Regions from separate parts of the Mus musculus genome. Here all the other regions are linked to region 1. The links are chromatin loops, found by intact Hi-C in ENCODE. Cell type or tissue: heart. All regions are shown on one strand. Region 1 overlaps Tspan15 (tetraspanin 15). Region 2 has its middle 8.3 kb from the start of Tspan15. Region 3 has its middle 37 kb from the start of Hk1. Region 4 overlaps Hkdc1 (hexokinase domain containing 1).

Region 1 (5,000 bases):
TACTCAGATTTCCCAGCTCTCCTTGGCTGTCACTCACAGAAGGACCCAGGGAGCCAGGGGAGGTCATCTGGCCAGGTTTGCTGAGTCCCTGCTCCAGGCAGGCTTAGCTGAGTGAGATATCGTGTCCAGGGCTCCTCCCATGCTGCCTGCCCAGCCCTGCAGTTTGTTGACAGCTCACACTGGTACTACCTGCCTGGGACTCAGGAATTCCTGGGGAAGAGAAAGTCCTTGGGTGGCTCCCAGCCTCGGCTTTCTGGACAAGTCTATGTAGCCCCGTTTGACCTGCAATTGCTATGTAGACTAGGCTGCCTCAAACTCACAGAGATTCCCCTGCCTCTGCCTCCTGAGTGAGCACTAGGATTAAAGGTGGGAATCACTGTGCCCAGTCTTTTTTCTTTCTTCTTTTAATAACCCAGTGGGTCCGATTAGTCCTACTCATGTGTTCAAGAGGGTAGCGCCATCCACAAATGGCGTTGTCTTTAATAATTTGTACATGGAACAAAGTTTCAAATGATGATGTTTTTAATAATTTGTACATGAAACAGTTTCATGGCAAGGGATTGTCCACTCGTGGGAGGAGAATGTAACATAGTAATTCTAGAAGCTTCACTGTACATTAAAACCATGTAGGGTTTCCCTCCACATATACCTGGAGTAGGCTTTTGGCTCAGGTAACAGTGCGCAGCCCTGGGTGGCATCTGGGAGGCATGCAGGCACACTCTGCCAGTTCCCAGCAGTTCTCACCACCAGAGCACTACCACAGTGTCCCCAGTGCCATCTCGGGAGCAGCACTAGAGAACCCAGGGCCACCTTCCCATGCCGCTGATCCTCTCCCTCCTCCCGCACAGCGCCTGAATGCACAGAACATCATTCACGTGCGGGGCTGCACCAACGCCGTGTTGATATGGTTCATGGACAACTATACCATCATGGCGGGCCTTTTACTGGGCATCCTGCTTCCTCAGGTGGGTAGTCCGTGGGTGCAGATGAAGCCAGGCTGAGTGTTGAAGGAGAAGGGTTCAGAGGCTCTGGGAGGGCTGGGGTCTGGAAGGAGAGCCAAACAGAGTAGTCTCAGTTGCTCTCTCTGCACTGGCTCTGCCTCCAGTCCGCCAGTGTGGTTGGTGCGACTGATAAGCACATCTGCTTAGTGGCGGTAGTGGAAATGGAGGATTCGAAGAGTGAAGTGACTTTCCCAAGGGTCCCCTGGATAAGGTGTGGCAGAGCTGGGATCGAGGCAGAAGACCAGCATAGAGGGGCCATGCTAATGTACAGGGGCAGGAAGTCTCCACGTTCCTGGGAAGGGTAGAGCAGGTCCAGCCTGGGGCTGCCTGGGCAGTGGGTGCTGGGGTGCCTTGATTTCCCCAGCCCAGTTCCCAGGGAGGGAACTGCCATGGAAGGATGCCCATGTGCCAGCAGGCTCTCACCGGCTCCCTCTCTGTCCTCAGTTTCTTGGTGTGCTGCTGACCCTACTGTACATCACCCGTGTGGAGGACATTATCTTGGAGCACTCTGTCACGGATGGATTGCTGGGACCTGGTGCCAAGTCCAGAACGGACACAGCAGGCACTGGATGCTGCCTGTGCTATCCCGATTAGCTATGCTGATTGAGCTATCCTGGCCCGGCACAGCAGCTCCCAGCCGGACTGTACTGCAAAGTGCATCTAAGACTACACAAGCTGGACAGGACCAGCTGCAGCTCCTCTGCCCACCCACGGCGCTGACCAAAGCCCAGGGTGTATGTACCTGCGTATAGTGTCTGATGGCCACTCCTCCTAGGGGAAAGCTGAACCCTGTGGGATCCCGGGAACAGGGATAGCCCAGCTCCGGTTCTGAGTCCTGGAGAAGGCAGCTCAGGGCTCCGTGTGGGCTCTTTTTCTTTCTGGCAGTGCCTTGGCCAGTGGTCATTATGCCCCTTCAAGGGCAGTTTTGCAGTGATTATTTTTAAAGGCAAGAAGGGAGTGTATCTGTTCTATAGGGAAGTCCTGGGTGCAGCCCTGGTACACTACTCTAGATGTGACGTTGGACTGTGTCTCAAATTCCCAGGTGCCTTGAGTCCTCTGTAAGGCTCCTGCTTTGCCCACCCATTTTCTACATATGTTTTTTTTCTTTTTTTTTTTAATAACCGTGTTTTGTATACAATTAACAAGAGTTTCTGGCTATTCAAAACTAGCCACCCCTGACCGAGTCCACTCACCCCTCCCCGTTAGTTCATTAATTGAACAATAAATATGTGTTTTGGGGGGTGGTCTTTTATTTGTGTTGTTTGGAAGTCTCTTGTCAGATTGAGAGAAGGCTGCCCCGGGGTGAAGATTGGTATAACTTGGGGCGCTGGGGTCAGGGAGAAAGAATGGACAGCATTCGTATTTCACACTCTATGGGAAACTAATAGTAAGACTTAAGAGTCCATGGTTACATGGAGAAGTAGCTGAGTCCAGGGCTCCTGTAGGAGAATGGTATCACAAGTCTACCCGTGTTATAGAAAGTAACCGAGGTAGGGCTCTGTAGGGACCCATGCCAAACAAAGCTTGGTGCTTGCCGCCCCCTGCTGGAGACATCCGGCCTTGCAGGAGCAGTCGGTCCAAGTGTCACCCCAACCCTACCTGGGTTTCTAGGTTTTTCTGTGAGAGTTTTAGACAGGGCAATAGATATAAAACAAGAATCTCAGACCCAGCTAAGCCTGGGTTAGGGAATTCCCCTCACCAGGGAAGCTTGTGTTCCATATGAGGAAGGGTGGAGGCGGGGCTTTAAAAAGAACACCATGACCATGAACACACCAGAGGCCAGACCTAAACATTCAGCATAGACAGAAACTCTTGGTGCTCACAGCTGTTTGTGGTCATCCCTGTAACCTCAGTTTTGTATGGAAACAGAGGCACAGTTAACCAACATGTTGAGGCATGGGACTGTGTATGAAGAACCTCTGCTTGAGTTGCGTCTGTGTATAGACAGACTCTCCCAGGTGTGCGAAACCAGGCATGGCTGGGACTGCTGCTCCCGTGCTCCCTAACTAATCCCCCTTTGGTTGTTGAGACGGGGTCTCACGTAGCCCAGGCTGGCCTCCAGCTCACTGTGTAGCTGAGGATATCCTTAAGCTCCTGATTCCTGGGCTGCTTTCTCGTGAATGCTGGGATCACGGTGAGTCCCACCACTCCCCGTTTATGGAATTTGGGGCCTGAAAGCTCTTTATCTCGTGGCTCCACTGAGCCCCTTTGATCAGGGCACAGGGCTGGGTGGTGAGCCTTCTGGCCCTGGCTCTAGCCATCCTCAGAATCCTGTAGTATAGCAGTATGGCTGGGGCACTCAGAGGGGATCAGAGGCTGGTGACTCTGTCATTCTCCCTCTCTCTGCCATCAGGGATGGGGGTTGGTGCCTACCCAGACCCGAGTTTCTATATGCCCTCTGAATGACAAAGCTGTCTCTTGCCTCTCAAGAAAAATAAAACCACAGAGCTTTGCCAGCCGGTCTCGGGGGTCACCTGCTATGGCACGTTTCTGTTACCCAATGCCAAGGGTACCATCTTGCCACCTTGTCTCTCAAGAATAGAGAATAACTTCAAGGGGTTGGAGAGATGGCTCAGTGGTTAAGAGCACTGACTGCTCTTCCAGAGGTCCTGAGTTCAATCCCTAGCAGCCACGTGGTGGCTCACAACCATCTGTAACAGGATCCGATGCCTTCTTCTGGTGCATCTGAAGACAGCGACAGTGTATTCATAAATAAAATAATTAAATATTTTCTAAAAACCCAACAGAATGACCCTCAAAATTAGTCCCTTTCTTCACTCTTCAGTTTTTGAAGATTTTTGTTACAAGAAAAATGTGGGGGCTGGAGAGATGGCTCAGCGGTTAAGAGCACTGACTGCTCTTTCCGAGGTCCTGAGTTCAATTCCCAGCAACCACATGGTGGCTCACAACCATCTGTAATGGACACCCACCCTGTTCTGGTGTGTCTGAAGACAGCTACAGAGTACACATATACATAAAATAAATAAATCTTAAAAAGAAAAATGTGTTTAGGAACCCTGGTTTCCTGTGAAAATTTAAAAAAAAAAAAACTGTTGAAGAAACTTCCTTTTGAAATATGCACAGCACAAGTAAATAGTAATTTGCTGAGCATGGGGGCTGATCCATGCCTGTAATCCAGCACTCAGGGGGTGGAGGCAGGAGGATTGTGAGGTCAAAACATGGACCAAAAATAAACCCTTTCTTAAATTGCTTCTGTCTGGTGTTTTATCATAGCAATGAGAAAAGTAACTAAGACGGGACTCTGGTATTTACAGTGAGGGGAACACAGAGCCCACAAAATCAGGGATGCAATTTAAGATGATAAGCATATGATTGCCCTAAAGATTTTTCTCCTAATCTTTGCAGTCCTTCACCCTAACTCTCCCCAGCACTGCTTGCTGCCTCTCAAGGCAGCCCCCTCCCGCAGCTGCTTTCTGTCTCTGCGTGCTCATCAGTCTCTTTTCTAAAGCCTTTATGAGACAGGACTCACGAGATCTCTTTAAGGCTCTGGCTACTACCATTTAACATAATTATTTTGAAAGCCATTCATTTCTGTGGCCAAGTTGTATTCTGTTCCATTGTATGAACACACCATAGTTAGTTTATGCATTTACCAATCAATGGGCATTTTTAGCATTTTTTGTTGAGAGACAGACAGACAGACAGACAAGAGAGACTTGTAGCCTTGACTGGCCTCAAACTTCAAAGATGTCCATGAGATCAAAGATATGCGTTGCTGTATTCAGTGACAACTTTATTCTGTTATTGCAATGAACATTTGCATATCTATGCAAAAAACATACCTGGACTGGCAAGAATGCTCTGTAGTTAAGGGCAACACAAATGGGAAGAGAGAGCCAGGTTTTGCCAGTTGTCCTCTGAACTACACCCACAAATGTATATCATGTGCATGTATGCATACACACCACACACACATACACACCACACACATACACACGCACCACACACATACATATGCACACACACATACACACCACA
Region 2 (5,000 bases), 52 kb before region 1:
TGGTTATGTGCGTGTGTGTGCAGGTGCCCTCAGAAGCCAGAGGCTTTGGATCGCTCTGCAGCTGGAGTTGCACGACTGTTGGGAACTGAACTCAGGACCTCAGCAAGAGCAGGGAGTGTCCTTAACTGCTGAGCTGTCTCTGCAGCCGCAGAGGTAGGCTGTAATTCCTTGAACTTTGTTCAAAGTTGTGACTGTTTTGTAGGTCATCGGTTTAGAGCAGCGGTTCTCAACCTGTGGGTTTCAGCCCCTTTGGGGGATCACCGAATACCTTCTGCATACCAGATGTCTACATTTCAATTTGTACCCAGCAAAACTACAGTTATGAGGTAGCAACAAAAATAATTTTATGGATGGGGTCACCACAACATGAGGAGCTGCATTAAGAAGGTTGAGAATCACTGGTTTAGGGGGGTTCCCATAGCAACACATTATTTTCTTTTTGTGTGGATTTAACTGTCAACACCTCTGTTGTTAGAAGCCATTTTGTACTGTTTTCTACTTGGAATTTCCAAACTCTGGCTCATAACAACCCAAAACACTCCAGCTACAGAGAACACTGCAATGGTTAGGGGTTTTGTTTAGTTTTTTTGTTTGTTTGTCTTTTTGTTTTTGGTTTTTTGGTTTTGTGAGTCAGAGTCTCATTGTGTAGCCCAGGCTACCCTCACAAACTTTTTCTTCCTGAGTCAGGATCTCAAGTGGCCTAAACATGCTAGGTAGCCAAGGATGACCTTAAATTCTTGATCCTCCTGCCTCAGCCTTGGCTAGGATTGCAAACATGCCATACCATACTTGGTCTCTGCCCTGATTTTTGTTTGGTCCAGGACCTTTCTGGAGAGTTCTTCTTGGGTTACAGGGTTCTGTCTGAGGTGTCGAATTTCGGTGAACCAGATTGTGGTAATACACAGACTCTTACATGCAAATCAGTTCCTCTCCATTCCTGGTGCTTCTCTGATGTCCACGTTTGAATTAAAAATGAAATACTTGTTTGGCCAGCACTCATTTCTCCAGGGACCTGGCTCTTCCCACTAGAAGAGAGCAGAGTTTTAAAAATAGTTATAATAAAGAACTTGCAAAAAAAAAAAAATCACACACCAAATTCAACCAACCCAAAGTTTGTCAGTGAACTTCTAACTAGTGTGAAGCTATGAAGCTTCACACTGGATTCACACTGTCACTATGGGATATATTTTAGGCACTTATCTACCACAATATGAAAAATCCACGACAGAATTGAAACTAAAGAACAGAAACAACAACAGAAACCCAATGAGCTTTTATTAACTTTTTTTTGTCTTTTTAAAAGATTTATTTATTTTCTTTAGGTATGTGAGTACACTGTCGCTCTCCTCAGACACACCAGAAGAGGGCATCTGACCCCATTACAGATGGTTGTTAGACCTGCAGCAAGCATCCTAACCACTTGAGCAGTCATGTTAACTCCAGACCAAGGCAAACTTCTCAGTACTGACTGCCCCCACTGGACTCCAGGTCACCAGCAAGAAACAGGAACCCTTCTGCCCTGAAGACCTCACACCTTCCCTCCTTGGTCTTGCCCTTGGAGTGCAGGTGGGGAACAGATGTTCTTAGACTCAGTTGTCCCTCGGATCCAGGTTTGATCCTCCTGGCAGGGGATGAGGGATAAGGGGCACGTGCATCCCAGACGCAATCATGGAAACAGGCAGGATCCATTTGAGACAAATTTGTAAAAGTTACACTTCTGTTCAGAGTTGGACATTTCTGTGTCAGTGGGCATTGTGCGGCGTCCAGATGTGACCTCCATGCAGGCAGGCTGCCCCTGGCCTGGACTTCTCCAGAGGCTGTCAGTGTTGCTTACACTGAATTATGTTGATGGCCCAGTCGTGATACTTTGTATCCCCATACTTGGGAGGCTAAGCCAAGAGGGTTATGAGGGGCAGCCTGGGTTATAGAATTTATATGTATGTGTATATATATATATATATATGTATATATGTGTGTATACATATATACATATATATATATACATACACACACATATATATTAGACACACACATATATATATTTACACATATATGTATACACACACATATATACATATATATATATACATACACATATGGTTATACATATATACATAATGAAATACATACATACACATACATATATGAATATACATATAATGAATATATACATATATACATAATGAAATATATGTTTATTTTTGTACACATACATATGAGTATAATATAAATAATGAATATATATACATATATAATGAAGTACATATATATACACATACTTATATAAATATACACATATAATGCATATATACATGTATATATAATGAAATACGTGTGTGTATGTGTGTATATAGGTACTTATCTGTCATCTCATCTCAGCACTTGGGAGGCAAAAGCAGCCAGCTCAGTCACATGATGAATTTGATGCTAGCCTGGTTTATCCAACCGTGTCTGAAAAAAGAAACACAGGGCACTGCCAAGACGGCTCAGTGGCTAATGGTGCATGCCGCCAGCCAAGCATAACCACCTGAATGGTGAAAGGAGAGAGCCTCTTCCTGCAAGGTGCCCTCTGACCTCCACACTTGGGCTACGGCAGCCTGTGCACACATACATAATAAGTAAATGCAATTTAAAAAATAGTTTGTATCTCAGCTGGGTGGTGGTGGCACGAACCTTTAACCCCAGCACTTGGGAGGCAGTGGATCTCCAAGTTCAAGGCCAGCCTGGTCTACAGGGCATGTTCCAGGCCAGTCAGGACTCAGAGGGAAAACCTGTCTTGAAAAACAAAACAAACAAGAAATTGTGTCTCATGGAAAGGGTGCATTTGTTTCCTGCAACTTTTTAACCTAGTAACATCATTACCATTTTGATGTTTGTACAATGGCAAAACTGCCCAGTGAGTTCATTTCTCTGGGCCCTATCCCTAAGGCTTGGATAAGGACACCCTGAGCCTTATTTACCATAGAAGACCTACCTGTCTGGTATTTAATGTGAGCCAGTTCAGTGCTTAAGAAAGCATACACTCTTATTGCCTAGGGCCAGCCACAGCTCTAGAGGAGACACACCACTCATTTTTGGTTTCCATGGACACTGCATTCACATGCAGAAGCCACACACAGACATCCACATATGCATATCATTTTTAAAAAGAAAAATAAAATCCTCTTCTTTAATATGAGTCACATTGGTGTGACGGTGCGCATCTATTGCCTTATCTACGATGACAGCCAGGGTAGGAGGAAGCCTGGATAGCAACACAAGTGTTTGTTGGTTTGTTTGTTTGGTTTGGTTTGGTTTGGTTTGGTTTGGTTTGGTTCTGTGAAAGTGTAAAATTGGAGGGAGACTTGCTCTTTTACCAGAGGAAATCAACAATGCTCTCCAAGTCCGCTGCTTTTACTTAGCATGTAGCTCATGGCTCTCTGAAACACTAAATAGCAAGGTCACTGAGTGTCATGGTTTGGATATGCTTGGCCCAGGGAGTGGCACGATTTGGAGGTGTAGCCTTGTTGGAGTAGGTGTGTCATTGTGAGTGTGGATTTAAGACCCTTGTCCTAGCTGCCTGGAAGTCAGTATTCTGCTAGCAGCCTTCAGATGAAGATGTAGAACTCTCAGCTCCTCCTGCACCATGCCTACCTGGATGCTGCCGTGCTCCCACCTTAATGATAATGGACTGAACCTCTGAACCTGTGAGCCAGCCCCAATCAAATGCTGTCCTTGTAAGACTTGCCTTGGTCATGGTGTCTCTTCACAGCAGTGAAACCCTAACTAAGACACTGAGCTTCCTTCCCTAACACTTCTTCAGCCACTCCCCGGGACATTCCTATGAGGCGAGATTCTCTGCAGTCATGAGGAAATAGGTAGAGTCATTTGCTCAGAGAGGGAGAAAAAAAATGTTGCTTTCTGTGGGACACTTGGCCCAGTCATGGGGTGAGTATCAGGGTAGTGGAGACTAACCCAGGTTCCAGGTCCAGGAGATTTCTGAAGGTCTGTGTGATTGTATGGGAGGCTCCAGACCTGAGCCTTCTCTTCAGTCAGAGTCTGACTTGTTTACCTCACAAAGGTTTGGTGCTGTCTCATAACAAATAATAATAATAATGATGATGATAATGATAAACAATGCAGTCTCCCCTGTTAATAACAGAAAATTGAATTTTGTTAAAGGAAGGGCTTTCTGTTTTTCCAAAAAGGGCCCCAAGGGATTAGTTCATGAGACAGAAAGTAGAAGCTGGGACGCAGAGAAGACGTCAAAATGCCCTGAGAGGAAAGACAGGAAGTAGAGGAAGGAGACAGGAGGCTTCCTGCACAGGGTTGAGCCCTCCAGGACCCAGTGAGGTTTTCATCCAATGTCTCAGTGGCCAGCTCTCTGGTGGAAGCTTCGGAAGGACCCAGCTCTGCAGCTTGCTGTGGGTGGGGCTGCCAGCAGTCAGTGTGCATGGCCCTGGGGACAGCTCACGGGGGGGGGGGGGGCTCACGTTTAATAAGCATTTCCATGGGTTCACCTCTACATGGCACCAGGCGCTGAGCAGGCGTGGTGGTAATGTAGCTAAGGAACAGTCTTTCTTTTATCAACCATCCAGCAGGCCCAAGGCCCCGGGTACACTTAATCTAGAGCTGGGCAGGCTGCTACTTTATCCTTGGTGAAAGCCTACCACCTCTAGGGGCCTTAGAACCCAGCACAGAAAGCGGCAGAACATGGGCTTGCCACTTTCCGTGGCCCAGGCGGACACATCTGTGTATGTTTTCTCGGTGCAGAATGTTCTGCCCTTCCATTCAGGTTCTTCAGGAGCAGATTTAGCCCCTAGATGTGAACTGGAAGCAGCTATCATTTGGTTCTATTTTAAAATTTCAAATTATATTTGTGTGTGTGCGCACACTCGTGAATGTGTGTGCGAGTGTGCATAGGCCAGAAGACAACTTTTGGAAGTCAGTGCTCTCTTCTTACCATGTAGGTCCCAGGGATGTCTCTCAGGCCATCACAGGCTTGGTGGCAAGAGTCTTTA
Region 3 (5,000 bases), 190 kb before region 1:
CTCCCCAGCCCACTAGGTTTCATCTTAATTAGCTGGGAACCTGGCTGTTCTTGTAACCTCTCCTCAGTTCTTCCTGGGTACCACATCCTCAGCTCTCTATCCCACTTCCCTCTGAGTCTGCAGCATCCTTTTGGGATAGATGATCTGGCTCACAGGTTTAGCCTGCTGTACCACCGTGGTCTCTCAGCATGTGTAAGCAGGTTTGAGGAGGTTATCCAACCTTCTTGCCTAGCTCTGAAAAGGAGTCCCTAGGTATCTAGGTCCCTTTAGCCACTGTAACCAGTTGATGACATCATAGAGTTTGAGGCAGAACAGGAACTCCAGAGAGGGCAAACATCCATTCTGTGACTGCAGGAGTCCCTGAAACACCTGGGACCATGGAGGGCCCCCCTCTTCTCAAGGCTTGCTAGGTTAGACCAGTAACTACATCAAGGTAAAGTGTCTTCGGGGGAAGCTCATAGTCTGTCTTCTTTAGACAATAAGCTGTGGATGGAGCTCCATTGGTAGAGAACCTGCCTAGCATGGTCAAAGGTGTGGGTTTGGTCCCTAGCACTGCATAAACTCAGAATGGCGCTACTGATCCTCAAATTCCGGCCCTCGGGAGGAGAATTCAGGTCATTTTTGGTTATAAATGAGTTAAAAACCAGCCTCAATACATTTAATCCCATTCCATATACAATGAAAACAGCCTTGGCCTTGTGGAGCCAGAAGTAGGTAGATCTCTGTGAATTTGAGGCCAGCCTGGACTATGTAATGAGGTTCAGTCTCAGCAATCAAAGAAAAGAGTGTTCTTTTCTACATTTTAGAGCCCTGTACTTCCTTTTTCTTGGTGCCTCTTATAGAGTGAGCTGATAGGTAAAAATGTGAGAAGTAGGTTTCTCCATCCCTGCTTTTCCAGAACACGTGGCCTGATTCATTGTCCCGTTCAGAAACAATTTGCTTCTGGCCACGGGCAAGAGGGGATCTCATTGGGAATGAGGACTGGGTTCTCCTCCTCCTCCGTGCTCCTGGTGGTCACCAGAGCCAGCTCTGGCAGTGGGCAGTGGGCGGTGGTCAGTGGGCAGTGGGCAGCCCTCGTTCTCTGAAGAAACCGATACGTGAAGGGAGCCTCTCAAGTGAATGAACTCACTGCTTCTGACTGACTCTCTCCATTCATCTGTCTCACCTGGTGAGACCCAAGCTTTACACACACAGTAGGTCCTCTATTAGGTGATGGCTCAATTGGTGCGGAGACTCAAGGTAATATGCTGCCCATTGTGCCCACGTGTTAGAGTTCACAGGAAAGAGAAAGGTAAGTTTGTATCTATAAGGCAACAGAGGAAAGAAGGACCAAGTGGCGGCAGACTGTAGCTTCCTTCCTTTAGATCCTAGGAGTGTGTGTTCCTGTGCTCATGTACACCATGGGCCATTGGGGGTAAGGGCCTGAAATGTATCTTGTCTGAGAAAAGTGTTAAGGGTATGAAATGCATAGGATTACTGAGGGTGTTATAAAATGGCTCTTAAGTAGCGCTAAGACTGAGGAGGCATGCCTGTAATTCTAATACTTGCGAGGCTGAGGCAAGGGCCACAAGTTCAAGATTCGTCTGGGCCACATAGAGAGTCTAGCCTAGACTACATAGTAAGGCTAGCCTAGACTACATAGTGAATGTCTGTCTCAAACCCCTACTATACCTGCCCAAAAGGAGGAAGTGGTAACAGTCATACATATAAGTATTAATTCATTATATAACAAGCACCAACAGAACCAAATAGTAATCATAATGTTGAAGCCCTCCTGGGTATAAACCTCATTTTGAGACATTTACAACAATCTCAATAAAAATATCTCTATAGCTTCTGGGCCAGTGTGATGGCTCAGTGGGTTAAGGCACTTGTGGCTAAGCTTGGCAACCTGAACATGGGAGAAGAGAACTGACTCCCAAAAGTTGTCCTCTGACCTCCACACGCACGAGGGGACGCGTGCTACCCACCCCTTTAACATAAAAACAAAATTTAAAAGAAGTCTGTGGTTGCTATTGACGATGAAGGCACAGGTGCCACTGACCCTACTGTGGCTCTCGCTCCTAGAGACATTTAGAAGTTCCTCTTTGTCTATGATAGTTCATAATGTAAGACATTTCCCACTAGACCTCTCGCTAGTGGCCAGGGCTTTTCATTTCTGCAGGCTGTGAGGAATGTATGCTATTTTATTCAAATAGCTTCAACCTCCGTCTTCGTGTCTTCCTGACGCTCTTACCATCCTGATGCTGGATCTTCTGCTTCTGCCTTCCCTGCTGTTGAACGTTAAATTCGTGTATTTATCTTGCCTTCCTGTCCACTTACTAGGGGGGCAGTAGAATCTCCCAGCTAAGCAGCCTCTGCCCCGGTCTTAAATCTAACCAGTGGTTATCTATCTATCCCAGGTTTGATCTTCTGTAGTCTAAACTTTATCTTTTACAATATTAATAATTCTTTAAAAATTTCATCCAGTATATTTTGATCCTATTCATTCAAACCAGGAGTTCATGAGCACAGTGGTCCTGTAAACAGAATCTTTTAAAGAAAAAAAAAAAACCAGTTTCTGAAGCCAAGGGTAGTGGTTCACATCTGTATCTCAGCACATGGAAAACGGAGTCAGGGGACTCAGGTGTTCAAAGCCAGCCTCAGGTAAAGAGTGAGTTTGACACCAGCCTGGGCGACCTGAGACTCTGTCTCAGAGAGAGAGAGAGAGAGAGAGAGAGAGAGAGAGAGAGAGATTTAAAAAGAAATTAAAATTTGAAGTCTATTTTATTATTCTGTATTTTCATATTCTAACAAAGAAAGTAAACCTTACCAAAATATGGTTCCGTGTTTTTATTATTTTTCAATGAACAATTTCACGTTTTTATTAGTTCTCCGTGACCTATTTTATGTATTTCTAGTTCTTCCTCTGACTTCAGCTCTTACTTTGCATATATACCTTCCCCCCACCCCCCGCTCTGTCCAGTGTCTCTGCCATCCCTCTTTGACACCCTCGGTTGGTCTCCTGTGCTGTTTGTGCTGGAAGTCACATTTCCCAGTTTGTTGACATTCTTTTCGGGTAGCTTTCTTCCTCGGACGTCTGGTGACTTTTGTCCTGTAAGCTTTTCACCCACGGGTCACCCACTGCTGTATCCTGGAATGTTCTGGGTTGGGGCCACTTTAGTCTGAGTCATTCTGATGAAATGAGAAAGGAGGTAACCTTGAAAGCAGAGTCCTGGGCACCCAAGTCCTTAGGGAAGCCCTCTGGTCAACCCACCCAGCCTGGTCTACTGGGCGTGAATTAGAGCCATGTGGGAGGAAGAACCTTCAACTGAGAATCTGCTTCTATCGGGTGGGCTGGTAGGCAGGTCCTCAGGATGTTGTCTTGATTAACGATTGACGTGAGGACCCAGCTCATTGTGGGCAGTGCCACCCCTGGGCTGGTGGTCTTTGGTTGTATAAGAATGCCAGTCGAGCAAGCCCTGAGGAGCAAGCCAGGATGCAGCATCCTTCTGAGGTCTCTTCAGTTCCCGCCTTGACTTCCTGCTGACTTCCCTCGATTGGGGTGGTGACGGACGGTGTCCTGAATGTAAGCCAGATAAGCCTTTGCCTCCTCACCCCAAGTCACTTTAGGTCATAGTGTCTATCACAGTGATACAAAGCCAACTGGGACAAGCCTCGGGACCCCTGGGCAGGCTTTTAGGAGTTGGCCTTCAGTGTGTTTGGAATCAGTAGCCATGGGAGCGTATATCAGTGTCGAGGCTGCCCACTCCGAGGGGCTGGTGAGTGAGTGAGCTAGGCTCTGCGAGCCCACTAGCTTTCTCAGCTCCTTGCTTACCAGAGCCTCGTTGTGCTTAGAACCCACTGACACCTGTGTTGGTCTTGAAGCCTGGAGGTTCTCTCAACAGTAAAGGGGCGGGCAGCAATTGTCTTGGGCCCTTCTTACAGAGATGCAGAGTTAATTCATGGTGGGGATGATGCTAGACCATTACTGTCTACTGAGCAGAGGATACCCCCCCCCCAGCCCAGAAGCAAAATTTCAATCTACCTCCATGTCTTTTACCTACAGAAAAGACTATTTTGTGGGGTGCAGTTGGTACACAGAGAGGGGACTTTATTTTACACATTGTCCTTGGCTTGACAATAAGCCTTACTATCACACCCCACACACACACACACCTGCACATGTGTAGCAGATGTGCAGCTTGGTCCCCCAACAACCGTTGTGAGCACTGACCCTGCCTCTGTGCTTGCCTGTGGATTCGTTCCCCGAACTGGGCTGCCTTGCCTGGCCTCAGTGGGAGAGGATGTGCCTAGCCCTGCAGTGACTTGATGTGCCAGGGTGGGGTAATACCTAGAGGGGACTCCCCTTTCTCAGATGAGGAGGGGAGGAGGGATGAGGGGAGGACCTATGTAAGGGGGCACTGGGAGGAAGAGGGGGACTGATACTGGGATGTAAAGTGCAGCTTTAAAGTGAATTTTTAAAAAGTTTTTAAAACTTCTACTTTTCTTAACAGAACAGCATGGCTAACCATTAGGATGCGTGCTAATTTTTTTTTTTTTTTTTGCATTTTATATAACCCCTTATAAGTAGAGACATAACCCTGGTTTCTAGGTACCTCAGTACTGATGAAAATCATCTACGTTATAGTAACTGTAGAGAGGAATAGTGGGCACTCTGGGGTGAGCCTGGCATGGGCTTGAAGCAGAGGACAAAGGACAGTTCCCCGGGAAGCCAACAGGTCATTCATTCACGCCCCAGGTCAGACTCAGCATCTTCTTGGATCCAACTGCCAGTCTCACACCCAGAACACCCGTCACTCACATAACGGCTGCCTTGAATGTTCTGCCTTTAATCTGCTTTGTTTGAAATTCTGTGAGGGCCCTGTGGCTCTGATCTGGCCATCTTCTGACTTCTCACAGCCTTTCCCTCCAGAGCCGGAACGCAACTGATGCTAAAACAGATCAGAAATCCGCCTTCTCTGTCCAAGACCAATGAAGCGACGTAGTCGGTCTCTGGC
Region 4 (5,000 bases), 220 kb before region 1:
TGCACGGGTGTGATAAGTGCATAGGATTTTGTGCCTGGATTCCTTGGCCCAGTCATAAACCTTAAGCCACTCCCTCGGGCTCAGTTCAGTGCTAATCTAGGGAGATAATCTCTACTTGCTTCCACTGAAACAAAATTCTGGCTGGGTCTATAAATGATTGACACCTTAGCTGGGGGGGGGGGGGGGATGGCGTGTCCAGGAATGCAGAGTTCCAGGCCTTTCCACTGACTCAGCTGCCAGGTTCTCAGAGAGGTACGTGTGTGTGTGTGTGTGTGTGTGTGTGTGTGTGTGTGTGTGTGTGTGTGTGACAGTTTGCACAGCACTGTTCTGGCCAGCTAAGCATCAGCTTTTAACTCTTGGATTGCCAGAACAGAGAAACTCCGGAGCATAGCCCGGGTGTGTTTGTTGTGTAAAGACTGAGATGGAAGCACACAGATCTCATGGAAATCCTACAGCAGGGACCTCTGTGTGCTCAGCTTTGGGGGAACTGGGCCTGGGAACCTCCTCCCCGTGTCCTCCGCGTTTGCTGTCTGCTAGAGATGTTTCTTGGGCATCACCTCTCGTGGCTCACTAACAGCAATAGACTGTCCAGCTGCCCCTCAATGTACAGGAGACTGAGGTTGCCATGGTGTGACATCAGACCCTGCTACTGGGGTTTGCAGGCATGGGATTTCTCATGCCTGGCCTATGAGACCACCCTGCAGGCACAGATAGTTCTTTATAAACACGTCTAGTGTTAGGAGGTGAACTTCCCATACATGTGACAGACACCAAAGGCACTGGTGAGGGTCCTGCATAGGTGTCATGGCGTGTGGTGCCTCCCCCACACATGCATCATTCTGTGTCTCTTTTTGTAGCATCCTTCTTGGGCTTTTGGATGCAGGACCATCTGCTCCTGGTGGAGAGACTGTGCGCCCTTACCCCTAAATTAAGCAACCATGTGGTCCCTGCTGCCCACTGGGGCTTGTGGGAGGCTGGCTTCTCTTCGCTGCGCCTCTCTCTCCCCCCCCCTCTCTCTCATGCCCTTATGTGAGTTTTCCCAGTGGTTGGTGCAACAGCTTTCTTCCTAGACAGCATCTGGGTATAGTCTCTGCTCTTAAGGCTCATTCTCAGAGCCCAGCCCCACCCCGCCCCGTCCTGCTCACAAAATGGGGTCACATGTGCCTTTTCCCAATGAGCTTGCTCATTCTCTCCAGCATGACCGAGTGGAGCAGAATCAGGCAGACTTGGGCTCACATCCCAGCTCTGCCAGCTCCTGTGTAGAGCAGACTGAAGACCATATCCCCAACCCTCAGGCTAGTGGGCTGGTGACACTAATCCGCAGGGGGTTGGGACCTTGGACAGCGCTTGCTGTATGTCAGGCTTTTTACCATACCTAGGAGAATCTCCACAGAATGGTGACTATTTTCATTTCTCATAGAAAACGGGGAATTCCTTTCCCTGGATCTCGGAGGATCCAAGTTTCGGGTCTTGAAGGTGCAAGTCTCCCAAGAGGGCCAGCAAAATGTTCAGATGGAGAGCCAGTTCTACCCAATGCCCAATGAAATCACCCGTGGGAATGGCACGGAGGTACTGGCAGGAGGGGAAGACCTGGGTACCAGCCACGAGAGGCGGCACCTAAGCCTTGTGCCTGTGTTCTCTCTGGCAGCTTTTTGACTACGTAGCCGACTGCCTGGCAGATTTCATGAAGACCAAAAATCTGACACATAAGAAGCTGCCTCTGGGCTTCACCTTTTCTTTTCCCTGCAGACAGAATAAGTTGGAGGAGGTAAGGCAAGGGATGGGGGAGGGAGAGGGGCGGGAGCAGGTGCATTCATGCATGAAATTCTGGTCTGTCGGTCTTTCTGCTTTCTGCTAATGTGAGACAGAACGGGGTGATGTGGGCCCTTGGTTTCTGTGCTTAACGGAACATACAGAGCATGAAAGGATGGATGGGCACTTTAGGTGGTTCTCATGAAGGCTTACTGGGCCCTAAGTGCACATCTCAAGGTTGCCCAGAGATGCAGTGCTGGCCTCAGAGTCACAGATATCCCCTGCCTCTGCCTCCTGGCACCTAAAGGCCATTTCATTTCCTCTGTCGATTGTTGCCTGAGCCTATGAAGGCAGAAGTGACCTGCAGTGGCCTCACGGTGGCAGTGTGGCACAAAACCCAACTGTGGCTCTGACCATGGGTCTAAGTTGTGCGATGTGTCCGATTGGAGCTCCTGGAGTATGTTCCTGTGTGTTCCTTCATTCATAACTTAGGGGACTAGAAGAGGGGTGTCTGGGGAGTTTGTGGGCTTGGACTTAGCTGCTCCTGACCGGGTGGATGGACTTGGGCAAGTCTGTTAATCTTCACGTTCTCTTCTCATCTGGAACAAAAGCCTGTAATTCCTTGTGAATTCAGACGAGAAATGCCATTTGTAAGAAATGATCGTTCATTCAACCTGAGAACCATTTATCCAAGTTGAAATTAAGTTCTCCAGGAAGTCCCTATAAGGTAGCACCGAGCTAGTTCTGGGGGACCTACAACTTGTGCATTCTATACACCCCGAAGTACCCTACCCCAGGGTGTGAACGGAGGGGACAGAGGGGTCATTCTCTCATCAGTTCCCTGTGCAGCTGGAGGTGGGGCAGGGGGAGTGTGCAAGTGTGCGTGTGGGTTCTATTATACGAATCAAAAGCTCTTGGCTCCCGTGTGCTGTGAGTCAGAGTTCTGTCTCTTCAGCATTTGTGCTTCTGGTGACTGAGATAAAATATGTAAAGAAAGGGGAGGTATTTCTGTCCCTAATTTATTCACCCAAGGCAACATTAAAAAATTTTTCTTTGCAAAAGATGGAATCAACCCAAATGTCTCCCAGCGGATGAGCAGATTAAGAAAGGGCACCTCTGTACAGTGGAATATTACTCAGCCATCAAAAGGAAGCCATTCTGTCATTTGTGGGAATGTGTGGGAATATTAAACTCAGTGAAATAACTCAGGCACAGGGAACAAGTTACACGTCTCTCATTTTGTTGTTGTTGGTTTTGTTTTGCTTTCTCAAGACAGGGTTTCTCTGTGTTGTAGCCCTGGCTATCCTGGAATTCACTCTGTAGACCAGGCTGGCTCACAGACACCCACCTGCCTCTGCCTCATGAGTCTTAACTTGTTTTGGAAATCTAGATAAGTCTCATTTAAAAAAAATCCCATAGCTGTGTGTAGTGTTTGTGCGGGTTGATTGGATTATGCACTGAACCTGCCTAGCATACCCCTTAAATTATTATGTATCAATTAGAAACAAAATCAAACCCCAAAGAATCAGAGTGATTGAACAGAGAGAGGAGAGCCCGTGGGGCTCAGAGCCAGGGCTGTCTGCCTGCCGCGGCATAGCCTGAACACCTCCAGGCACTGACCAAAAGCACCCTCACAGGGTGTTCTGCTTTCGTGGACCAAGAAGTTCAAGGCCCGGGGAGTTCAGGACACAGACGTGGTGAACCGCCTGGCCACTGCCATGAAGAAGCACAAGGTAAGGGGTTCACCTTGGTGTGAGGCCTCCTAGTCCTCTACCCTTGGGCTTGGGGGGTCCTTGTAGTGCATCCCCCTGGAAGGAGAACTTGGCGGGGTCCCCTTTGTAGTGAAGAGGAGCGCTGGCCTTCTGGAGAACCACAAGAGGCAGGCAACCTTTTATGCCTGGGTCCCCAGGCACCACAACCTGCCCTTGTTGGAAGGTTGGACTTGAGCTGTGGCTGTGTTTAAGCCCCGCCTTGCCTCCTCTTTAGGCTGGGGTGTAGTGGTGAAGTCACATGCACATGCTTTGGGGACAAGTCCTAGTTACCAGCCAGCCAACCAACCAACCAGCCAACCAACGAACACACAGGTCCCAAAGAACCAAAGAACACTGTTCATAGCTCTCTACTTAGCTTTCTACGCTTGCTTTTTTGAGAATATTTTACAATCATTTTTATAGCAGCAAAAGTAAGAGAGAAAGAGAGAGAGAAAATCTCAACCCCTTAAAAGCTGAACTGCTTGTTGCATGATAGGAAGAGGAGCTATTCTTACCGTTCTTAGCCGAGCTGGTGAATGAGCCTCTAGGAAAGGGGCTGGTGTACCACGTGGAGCTATGATCCCCTAACCCCAAAGGAAGACTTTGATGTGTCACCTTCCAATCCTTTCTTCTCACCTTAAAGCAGTCAGTCCTTCAGGTCTGAGGGAACTGTGATGGCAGCGTCCGGACAGAATAACCCACGTAGAAGAGACAGGTTTTAGTTGAGATGGGTTTTGCCATGCTTGCTGCCTGGCAGGGCCCCGTGACCCAGGACTGACATGTTTTCTCTTAGAAATAACCATCATTTCCATGACAGATCTGTTTTCCATTATCTCCCCCCCCCCCCGGGGGTAGATGCCAGGGCTGCCCGTATAGTCCCCTTCACAGCAGTCATTCCCTCAGCGCAGAAGCACAAGCTTCCCCTCCTACCCTGGGCTTTGAACCTTCACAAAATCTGTTTCTTGCAGGCAGTGTTTAGCGTGTTCACTGTTTGGGGGTGGGGTAGAGAGAATATGACTTCCCTCCACTGATACCCTTGAGGCCTTCTGTTCACCAGGACCTGGACGTGGACATCCTGGCTTTGGTTAACGACACTGTGGGGACCATGATGACTTGTGCTTATGATGATCCCAACTGTGAAGTCGGCGTTATCATCGGTAACTCAGTGGACTTGGGGTGGGGGGCAGTGAGATTGGGGCTGAGTTTGAGTAAAATATATATAAATATGAAGGGTGCTGCCATTTTTCTGCAGAGCAACACGGGGAGATGCGAAGCCTGCATCTATATCATCCTCCCTCCTTCCATCCTCCCTTCCTCTCTCTGTCTATCCATCCTCCCTCCCTCCATCCTCCCTTCCTCTCTCTATCCATCCTCCTTCCCTCTGTCCACTCATCCTCCCTCCCTCTATTCTCCTTCACTCTATCTCTCCTCCCTTCTTCCATTCTCCTTCCTTCCCTCTGTCTATCCATCCTCCCTCCCTCCCTCCCTCCACTCTCC

The links. A loop is a pair of places that touch in the nucleus more often than their neighbours do. Peaks named below come from ENCODE experiments on the same cell type or tissue, not always from the same donor. Only the 100,000 strongest peaks of a DNase experiment are listed, where the experiment ranks them.
Region 2: a loop joins it to region 1, with 5 times the contacts of the local background. A loop is called at or near these places in 26 of 42 quality-filtered maps.
Region 3: it touches region 1 in a loop (2.4-fold over the local background); 7 of 42 quality-filtered maps call a loop at or near these places.
Region 4: a loop joins it to region 1, with 6 times the contacts of the local background. A loop is called at or near these places in 12 of 42 quality-filtered maps.

Annotation. Positions count from the first base shown.
Region 1 is chr10:62,184,608-62,189,607 of GRCm38, reverse strand. Tspan15 (tetraspanin 15) reads left to right here. Exons shown (of 8, transcript NM_197996.2): 7 at 849-965; 8 at 1,446-4,212. The coding sequence ends at 1,595. Among named protein-coding and RNA genes, the nearest start is that of Mir7662, 7.1 kb to the left of the region's middle. In heart, no CTCF peak of the experiment used is centred here; DNase peaks (open chromatin) are centred at 1,497 and 2,547; H3K27me3 peaks cover 1,870 bases.
Region 2 is chr10:62,236,977-62,241,976 of GRCm38, reverse strand. No RefSeq gene overlaps it. Among named protein-coding and RNA genes, the nearest start is that of Tspan15, 8.3 kb to the right of the region's middle. In heart, a CTCF peak has its summit at 1,365 (motif pointing right); a DNase peak (open chromatin) is centred at 2,496; H3K27ac peaks cover 160 bases; H3K27me3 peaks cover 224 bases.
Region 3 is chr10:62,375,248-62,380,247 of GRCm38, reverse strand. It overlaps a transcript of Hk1 not described here. Among named protein-coding and RNA genes, the nearest start is that of Hk1, 37 kb to the right of the region's middle. In heart, no CTCF peak of the experiment used is centred here; no DNase peak of the experiment used is centred here; H3K27me3 peaks cover 721 bases.
Region 4 is chr10:62,408,275-62,413,274 of GRCm38, reverse strand. Hkdc1 (hexokinase domain containing 1) reads left to right here. Exons shown (of 18, transcript NM_145419.1): 3 at 1,421-1,569; 4 at 1,649-1,768; 5 at 3,390-3,485; 6 at 4,561-4,660. Among named protein-coding and RNA genes, the nearest start is that of Hkdc1, 12 kb to the left of the region's middle. In heart, a CTCF peak has its summit at 2,123 (motif pointing right); a DNase peak (open chromatin) is centred at 2,134; H3K27ac peaks cover 255 bases.